Linked DNA regions of Homo sapiens: region 1 is linked to region 2. Evidence: read pairs that join two places in POLR2A ChIA-PET (ENCODE). Cell type or tissue: Panc1. All regions are shown on one strand.

Region 1 (5,000 bases), 160 kb after region 2:
AGCTGGGATTACAGGTACCCACCATCGTGCCCAGCTAATTTTTGTATTTTTAGTAGAGATGGGGTTTCACCGTGTTGGCCAGGCTGGTCTTGAACTCCTGGCCTCATGTGATCTGCCCACCTTGGCCTCCCAAAGTGCTGGGATTACAGGCATGAGCCACTGCATCTGACTTATGCTTGCCTTTTTAAGCACTTACTGCGTTGATGTTATTAGTGTCTTACCTTTTAAAAATACTTGTCATATTCAGTTTTTAAGATTTATTAACATTGTCTTTTTAAAAATTATTATTAAGAGATGCTGTCTAGCCCTGTCATCCCTTCTCTCTAAATCCTCCCTGGATGTAGTCACTGTTCATATTTAGCATGTCTTCTAGACATTTTTCTTAACATACGTAAGCATGTATCTCCTGCATCTTGGGTATCACTTGTGTGTCTAGTGCAGTGCCGAATGCATAGTAGGTGTTCGGTAAATGTTAATGGAATGGCTAAAATATTTTGTGCAGTATTAATGCTTGCTGTTATTTTGACCAGAAAGGCTCAGTTCCCTGTTTTCTCTTCCTAACATTTTAGCAAGAACAGTGATGAAATCAACATACCTCGACTCATTGTCAGTCAACTAAAATGGCTTGACAGAGTTGTGGATGGCAAGGTAGGCTTATGGACTTTATCTCTTGAATTTAAAGAGTATGTTTCTCATATCTTTTGGAGGTTGTATTTTTTTTTCTTTCTAAACAGAAAATTCATACTTTTCCATCCATCCATTAGCTTTTTCCAATTTTCATAATTTGAGAATCATAGATACTTCACCCTTTAAATTTCAGAAAAGTTTAAATACGAAGAGTAGATATCATTTATTAAATAAATTAAATATTTGGGAAGATTCTTTTTCAAAGTACAGAGATAAATGACTGTGTTTATTTCTCAAATAATTTCAGCTCTGCATTTCACACGTAGGTAGTCTTTCTTTATTCTGGGTAATGTGCTGCAGTTCTAATAGTGTCTTCTACTGCAGGACCTCACCACCAAGATCATGCAGCTGATCAGTATTGCTCCAGAGAACCTGCAGCATGACATCATCACCAGCCTACCTGAGATCCTAGGGGATTCCCAGCACGCTGATGTGGGGAAAGAACTCAGGTGGATAAACCCTCTGTCATCATCTAAGTGAGGCTCAGCTATGGGGGTTCTATCACTGCAGTATGCAAAGAGCAGTAGTAATATGGTCTCTTCTATCTAAAAAGAGGATGATACCCCCCTTCATGAGTAGGGTATGGGATTTGACTTAAAAAAAAAAGGTATATATTTGAATAGATCCACATACTTTCTTTTTTTTTTTTTTTTTTTCTGAGACAGTCTTGCTCTGTCGCCCAGGCTGGAGTGCAGTGGTGCGATCTCAGCTCACTGCAACCTCCGCCTCCTGGGTTCACCCCATTCTCCTGCCTCAGCCTCCCAAGTAGCTGGGACTAGAGGCACCTGCTACCATGCCCGACTAATTTTTTTGGTATTTTTAGTAGAGACGGGGTTTCACCATGTTAGCCAGGATGGTCTCGATCTCCTGACCTTGTGATCCGCCCTCCTCGGCCTCCCAGAGTGCTGGGATTACAGGCATGAGCCACCGTGCCTGGCCCCATGTACTTTCTTTTAAATGGTATACCTGTTATGAGCGTGAAGTCTGGCTTAGGATTAGATATCTAAATTTGGCCAGTGGAGAAGTTGACCATGATCCCTTAAGTTTCATTAACTTGTTCTTCAGGGGGTCCTTAACCCTGGCTGCACATTAAAATCATTTGTGGAGCCTATTAAACATCTACCTTCTTTGGGTTCCTAGGTGATTCATTCTAATGCACAGTCCTGCATCAGACCGCTTGCGGAGACCCATTGCTTACTGTCATTCATTTGAAAAATAGTAATTGGTAGGGAAGTATTGAAGAAGGGGAGAACAATATCCCTAGGTAATAAAGTTTCCATCTTAATGCAACTTTTTATTGTACTAGAAGTATTTTTTTTAAATTCAGTTTGTAATACTTCCTTTTGTATAGTTGTCTGCAAAGCTACCTCCAAAACATCCAGTGATTTCTTGCCCTCATCCTTTTGGGCAGGATGCTCCTTCTGGGCAAAGTACTACGCCATCCACTTTACCTGCCTGATGCCAGCTCATCTCCTTTTGTATAGTCTTTTTTTTTTTTTAGCATCTGTCACCGTCTGTTGGGCGCAGTGGCTCATGCCTTTAATCCCAGCATGTTGGGCGGCTGAAGTGGGTGGGTCACTTGAGCCCAGGAGTTTGAGACCAGCCTGGACAACATGGTGAAAAGCCGTCTTTCAAAAACATACAAAAATTAGGTGGGCGTGGTGGTACGCACTTATAATTCTAGCTACTCAGGAGGCTGAGATGGGAGGATCAATTGAGCGTGGAAGGTCGAAGCTACAGTGAGCTGTGATGACACCACTGTAACTGTACTCAAGCCTGGGCATCAGAGTAAGACCCTGTCTCAAAAAACAAACAAACAAAAAAAAAAGCAATCTATCACTGTCCTTCTCACTATGTTGTGCTCCTGTAGCACCACCTACATGTGTCTCTCATACTTATCAGATTTCATTGTAAATGTTTTGGGTTTTCTTTTTCCTTTTTGCGGGGAAGGATACATACCAAACTAAATAGTGGTGTTCTCTGGGTAGTGGGGATTGTGATGGAAGGCTTCTTGTTTCTACTTTTATTATTTGAATTTTTATAATGAGCATGTATTATTTTTTGCAGTCAAAACAATTTTTAAAGAAACATACTATAAACGGTAACTTAATGGCAACTAAGTATGTCCTTTATTTTCATACTCTAATAAATGATTTTCTCAAGTCATTGTCTGCCCAGCTCTGTTCAAACCATTATACAACTTTTTTCTTTTTCTACCATTCACAGTGACCTACTGATAGAGAATACTTCACTCACTGTCCCAATCCTGGATGTCCTTTCAAGCCTCCGACTTGACCCAAACTTCCTATTGAAGGTAGAAAAGACTCAGCTTTCCAGAAACAGAGCCAGCTTTCCAACCTCCCAGAACAAGTGTCAGTCAGTCATTGCCTTGGGAGTAATGAATATTTCATTTTGAAACCATAGTGAATCACATTTGATATCTCTCTTTTTTTTTTTTTTTCCCCTCAATGAGTTTCAGATGCTATTCTATGGTAGAGTCACAGGTCTGTTTTTTTTTTTGAGACGGAGTATCACTCTGTCACCCAGGCTGGAGTGCAGTGGTGCAATCTCCGCTAACTGCAACCTCTACCTACCAAGTTCAAGCAGTTCCCTGACTCAGCCTCCCAAGTAGCTGGGGTTACAGGCACCTGCCACCACTCCCGGCTAATTTTTGTATTTTTAGTAGAGACGGGGTTTCACCATATTGTCCAGGCTGGTCTTGAACTCCGGACCTTGTTTTCCACCCCCCTCGGCCTCCCAAAGTGCTGGGATTACAGGCTTGAGCCACCGTGCCTGGCCCACAGGTCTGTTTTTAAGCAGTAAGTTTTGAGTGGAAATCTTCCATGTTGTCTGAGTCATACCTGCTTCCCATAGGAATAATACTTTTTATGCCTTACTGTAGCCAGTTGAGAATTTAGGCTCTAAATGTAAGATAATAGCTCTGTTTCACATTTATTGCCCGTCTATTTTTGATGAAGCTGTGGTATTAACAACTAAAAGATTCTAATTTGGGGAAAAATCTAAAATTTTGTTTTTCCCTAAATTATAAGTGGGAAGATGGAGTAAGAGAAGTGATTTTTTTCTAATTTTATCTAACAGTTCAGTACAAAGTTGAGGTAGTGACATGAAAACCTATTAAGTTTCTGTGCTTTTAATTTTTAGGTTCGCCAGTTGGTGATGGATAAGTTGTCGTCTATTAGATTGGAGGATTTACCTGTGATAATAAAGTTCATTCTTCATTCCGTAACAGCCATGGATACACTTGAGGTATGCTCTTATATCCCATCACACCTAGATAAAGCAACTTAAGTGCCAATTGCTCTTCTCTGTCCCCAGACTAACTGAGAATACTGACTAATCCGGATAGCATTCAGAGGAGAGAATGGAGCTATTCAACAGATTCATTGATCTATATAAGCTGCTATAAGTTACATTTACTCTTCCTGTGTAGTACCTCACAGAATTCTGAAATTTTGGGTATGATGTTCTATGACATTGCATTGGCTATTCTCATAACTCTATTTTTCAAAATGTCCAACATTTAAATTTTTTTCTTCCTCAGTCTTTCAGGAGATTGTCATGGTAGAGAGACTGGACTGTGCCTACCCACTATGAATGAGCAGAAAACCATAGCTAATATTTACTTTCTGCAGGTAATTTCTGAGCTTCGGGAGAAGTTGGATCTGCAGCATTGTGTTTTGCCATCACGGTTACAGGCTTCCCAAGTAAAGTTGAAAAGTAAAGGACGAGCAAGGTAAAGAGCTCATCCTCACACAGGATGTCACAATTTTCTGACATCCCACTGTCAGAGTTAGAGCTTAATACTACTACAAATAATGATACTATTATGACATTTACATCTAGTATTATATTGTTTTTCAAATTACATATATGTATGTGAGTATGTATGTGTTTATATATTTTCTTAGCCATTCAGATCAATCCCAGACAGACGACAGTGCAAGTTTATTAGCCATCTTATACATGAGGTTGTCATTTGCTCCAGGGTACATGGCAGGAACTCCGATCTTGTAAGTTCTTTTCTGGTACGTAGAAGAGTAATTTTTTTCCTCTCTGCTACTTGTAGTTCCTCAGGAAATCAAGAAAGCAGCGGTCAGAGCTGTATTATTCTCCTCTTTGATGTAATAAAGTCAGCTATTAGATATGAGAAAACCATTTCAGAAGCCTGGATTAAGGTGAGATCTTTGGAACTTTGATTATCAAGGAGGAAATGAGTGGCAATTAGTGACAGATGTATAACTGAGGTAGACTGAAATAAAAATCTCAAAACTCATTCAAGTGGAAATGATAGC
Region 2 (5,000 bases):
ACACATATATATATACACATACATATCCAAAAGAAATGAAAAATATGTCTACACAAAAACTTGTATGTGAATATCCATAGGATTATTCGTAATAGCCAAAAGGTAGAAACACATGAATGTTCAATTTATAAATCGATTTTTTAAATGTGCCTATCCATACATGGCATATTATTTATCAAAAAGGATCCATACTACCACATGGAGGAACCTTGCAAACAGTACAGAAAGTAGACAAAGCCAGTCACAGGAATCATATACATATTGTATGATTCCACTTATATGAAATGTCTAGAATAGGCAAATCTATATAAAGACAAAGTAGGGCCGGGCGCGGTGGCTCACGCCTGTAATCTCAGCACTTTGGGAGGCTGAGGTGGGCGGATCACGAGGTCAGAAGATCGAGACCATCCTGGCTAACACGGTGAAACCCGGTCTCTACTAAAAATACAAAAAATTAGCCGGGCGTGGTGGCGGGCGCCTGTAGTCCCAGCTACTCGGGAGGCTGAGGCAGGAGAATGGCGTGAACCCGGGAGGCGGAGCTTGCAGTGAGCCGAGATCGCACCACTACACTCCAGCCTTGGGCGACAGAGCGAGACTCCGCCTCCAAAAAAAAAAAAAAAAAAAAAAAGACAAAATGGGTTAGTGGTTGCTTCGGGCTGGGAGTAGGGGATGGGAGGGGAATGGGGAGTGGCTGCTAATTAGTACAGGGTTTCTTTCAGGGTTTTCTTTTCTTTTTTTTTTTTTTCTTTTCTTTTTGAAACGGAGTCTCGCTCTGTCGCCCAGGCTGGAGTGCAGTGGCACCATCTCCGCTCACTGCAAGCTCCGCCCCCCAGGTTCCCGCCATTCTCCTGCCTCAGCCTCTAGAGCAGCTGGGACTACAGGCGCCCGCCACCACGCCCGGCTAATTTTTTGTATTTTTAGTAGAGACGGGGTTTCACCGTGTTAGCCAGGATGGTCTCGATCTCCTGACCTCATGACCCACCCGGCTGGGCATCCCAAAGTTCTAGGATTACAGGCAGGAGCCACCGCACCCAGCCTTTTCTTTTTCTTTTCTTTCTTTTTTTTTTTTTTGAGACAGAGCATTGCTCTGTCACTCAGGCTGGAGTGCAGTGGCACGATCTCGCCTCACTGCAAGCTCCGCCTCCCGGGTTCACGCCATTTTCCTGCCTCAGCCTCCCCAGTAGCTGGGACTACAGGTGCCTGCCACCACGCCTGGCTAATTTTTTTGTATTTTTAGTAGAGACGGGGTTTCACCGTGTTAGCCAGGATGGTCTTGATCTCCTGACCTCGTGATCTGCCTGCCTCAGCCTCCCAAAGTGCTGGGATTACAGGCGTGAGCCACCGCGCCCGGCCTTCTTCTTTTTTTTTTTTTTTTTTTTTTTTTTTTTTTTTTTGAGACAGAGTCTCGCTATGTCACCACCCAGGCTGGAGTGCAATGGCGCGATCTCAGCTTACAGCAACCTCTACCTCCCACAGGCGTGTGCCACCACACCTAGCTAATTTTTGTATTTTTAGTGACCTCTGCCTCCCGGGTTCAAGTGATTCTCCTGCCTCAGCCTCCCAAGTAGCTGGGATTACAGGCGCCTGCCACCACACCCGGCTATTTTTTGTATTTTTTAGTAGAGACGGGGGTTTCACCACGTTGGCCAGGCTGGTCTCGAACTCCTGACCTCAAGTGATCTGCCCGCCTCTGCCTCCCAAAGTGCTGGGATTACAGGCATGAACTACCACGCCCGGCCAGGTTTCCTTTTTTTTTTTTTTTTTTTTTACCTATTAATTACAAATTATTTCAGTGATGTTTGCACAACCCTGTAAATATACTAAAAATCATTGACTTGTACACTTGAGTGGGTGATGTGAATTCTATCTCAATAAAGCTGTGTTTTTTAAAAAAACATTTAACCTCATCTTTCTTTTAACACAGGGTTTTTCACACTTTGGTACATCAGAATCAGCTGGCGGGTTTGTTAAAATTCAGATTGCTAGGCCCCACCCCAGAATTTCTCACTTAGTAAGTCTGGGGTGGTGCCTAGGAATTTGCGTTACTAAAGGTTCCCAGATGATTCAGAAGCCATGGCTGCTCAGGGAGCCCACTTTGAGAACCAGTGGTCTAGCGCTAGCTGTGTGAGCTAAATTTTCTAAGCTTCAGTTTGATCCAACAACTGGGGATAAAAATAGCTCTACTGCATCTGGTTTCCATGCAGATTAAAAGAGATAATCGTGAAATGTACTTGCTACAGAGTCTAGTGCATCCTTAGAGCTCAATAAATGGAAATTATTATTATTTAGATCTAAATCCTTCCCTGGAGGGGCTCTCAGGCAACCATTCATTCATTCATTCAGGAAATATTTATTAAGCACTTACTATATGCCAGTCCTTCTGGGGCTAAGAATACAACAGGAAACAAGACAGCCTTGTCCCACACTTCAAGGAGCTGACATTCCTGAGGAAGGTGGGAACTCAGACCATGAATAAATATGCAAATAAACAAAATAATTTCAGATAATGATGTTCTGGGAAGAAAACAAAACGAGGTGATATAATAACAGCTGGAGAGTTAGATTGGCCTATGCGTTCAAGAAACGCCTCCAAGGAGGTGAGCTTTGAGGTAAATCCTGACTAAATCCTGGGGGATGATCAAGACAAAGGAAACATCATTGCAAAGGATTTGAGAAGGGAGCATGAAGAGAGAGTGAGGAGACAGGAACACATATAACTTAAACTTAAGGACAGACCAAGAGCCAGGAGAAAGGTACAAGCAAAACCCTTTAGGGAAGAGGTTCTGGAGAAAGAGTCGGGGCCCCTCCCTTCAACAGTCATGGCTCAAATATTTATTGCTCTACTGTGTACTTGATGTCCTGAGATAGATAGGCCAATAGATGACTCAGGAGAGGTCTGGCCCTGACAGAAAACCAGACACAGAAAGACGAAGATAACCACGAGCTACAGCCAGAGAGCACTGTCCAGGGATGAAGGATAAACCCGGGGATTCTTCACAGCAATTAGGAGAGGGAGACGGTTTTGGCTCCATTGGAATTTATCTATTCAACCAGCATTTCTTTCTTTTTAAATTTTTTTTCTTTTTTTTCTTTTAATAGAGATGGAGTTTTGCCATGTTGCCCAGGCTGGTCTCGAACTCCTGGGCTTAAGCGATCCTCCCGCCTCGAGCTCCCAAAGTGCTGGGATTACAGGCGTTGAAATTTTTACACTATGCCAGACACTATGAGCTGCTGGGGACATGGATGACTTAGTTCTTGTCCCTGCCTTTGGGGAATTCACATTCCAGTGAGAAAGGCAATGTCTGAGCATGGTTCTCAAACTCTGTAGTACATGAAAATCATCTGGGACACCTCGGATTGGAAAAGGACTGTGGCTACAACTCAAAATTGAGAAGCCACTAAATTTAAAAATATATTCTGCATGTTAAATTTATAACACCATGAACAAAAAGTAAAAAGACATCAAATAAACAGGGAAAATACTGTATATTCGAACTAATATCACAGACAAGAAGCTAGTCTTTCTCTTTCTCTCTCATTCTTTCCTCCCTACTCTATCTACATATAAATTAAGGCCCGGGCGCCGTGGCTCATGCCTGTGATCCCAGAACTTTGGGAGGCCGAGGCAGGCGGATCACAAGGTCAGGAGATCAAGACCATCCTGGTTAACACGGTGAAACCCCATCTCTACTAAAAAAATACAAAAAAATTAGCCGGGCGTGGTAGTGGGCACCTGTAGTCCCAGCTACTCAGGAGGCTGAGGCAGGAGAATGGCGTGAACCCGGGAGGCGGAGCTTGCAGTGATCCAAGATTGTGCCACTGCACCCCAGCCTGGGCGACAGAGCAAGACTGTCTCAAAAAAAAAAAAAAAAAAAAAAAAAGACTGAGCCAGGGGTGGTGGCTCATGCCTGTAATCCCAGCACTTTGGGAGGCCAAGGCGGGTGGATTGCCTGAGGTCAGGAGTTGGAGACCAGCCTGGCCAACATGGTGAAACCCTGTCTCTACTCAAAAAATACAAAAATTAGCCAGGCGTGGTGGCACGCTCCTGTAATCCCAGCTACTCAGGAGGCTGAGGCAGGAGAATCGCTTGAACCCAGGAGGCAGAGGTTGCAGTGAGCCGAGAATGTACCACTGCACTCCAGCCTGGGCAACAACAGTGAAACTCCATCTCAAAAAAAAAAAAAGAGTAAGGATGTTCTTTATGTTTCTTCATGATCTGGAGAAAACAGTCAAGATATATTGTTCAGTCAAAACAAGGCAGGGTCAGGGCACAGTGGCTCACACCTGTAATCCCAGCAGTCTGTGAGGCTGAGGCAGGAGTATTTCTTGAGGTCAGGAGTTCAAGACCAGCCTGGGCAACACAGTAAGACCTTGTCTCTACAAAAAATACAAAAATTAGCTGGGTGTGGTGGCACACATCCCAGCTACTCAGGAGGCTGAGGTGGGAGGGCCCCTTGAGCCTAGGAGTTCGAGGTTGTAGTGAGTTATGATTGTACCACTACACTTCAGTCTGAGCAAGACCCTGTCTCTAAAAATATAAATAAAATAAGGCAGGGTGTGGTGGCTCATGCCTGTAATCCTAGCACTTTGGGAGGCTAAGGCAGGAGGTTTGCTTGAGGCCAAGAATTTGAGACCAGCCTGGGCAATATAGCAAGACCCCCATCTCTACAAAAAATGTAAAATAAGCCAGGTATAGTGGTGCATGCCTGTAATCCAAGCTACTTGCATGGCTGAGGCAAGAAGTTCACTTGAGCCCAGGAGGTCAAGGCTCAGTGAGCCATGATGGTACCACTGCACTCCAGCCTGGGCAACAGAGCAAGACCCTGTCTCAAAAAAAAATTAATTAAATAAAAAATAAAAATATCATTCTGAGAGTCTGTAGTTTCCCCAGGCTGCCAAGGAAATTCATGGCACAAAAACAGCTATGAACCTCTGCTCTAAACAGCTATGCCTTTGCATTAGCATCCTTTCTGTATGACCATTTGCATTTTCTTTTTGAG

The links. Peaks named below come from ENCODE experiments on the same cell type or tissue, not always from the same donor. Only the 100,000 strongest peaks of a DNase experiment are listed, where the experiment ranks them.
Region 1: POLR2A ChIA-PET joins it to region 2 with 11 read pairs; 2 of 35 experiments call an interaction of 5 or more read pairs at or near these places.

Annotation. Positions count from the first base shown.
Region 1 is chr3:10,038,710-10,043,709 of GRCh38, forward strand. It overlaps FANCD2 (FA complementation group D2), which reads left to right. Exons shown (of 44, transcript NM_001018115.3): 8 at 570-648; 9 at 1,012-1,136; 10 at 2,914-3,001; 11 at 3,850-3,954; 12 at 4,341-4,441; 13 at 4,775-4,883. Among named protein-coding and RNA genes, the nearest start is that of FANCD2, 15 kb to the left of the region's middle. In Panc1, no CTCF peak of the experiment used is centred here; no DNase peak of the experiment used is centred here.
Region 2 is chr3:9,881,810-9,886,809 of GRCh38, forward strand. No RefSeq gene overlaps it. Among named protein-coding and RNA genes, the nearest start is that of CIDEC, 4.1 kb to the left of the region's middle. In Panc1, no CTCF peak of the experiment used is centred here; a DNase peak (open chromatin) is centred at 2,842.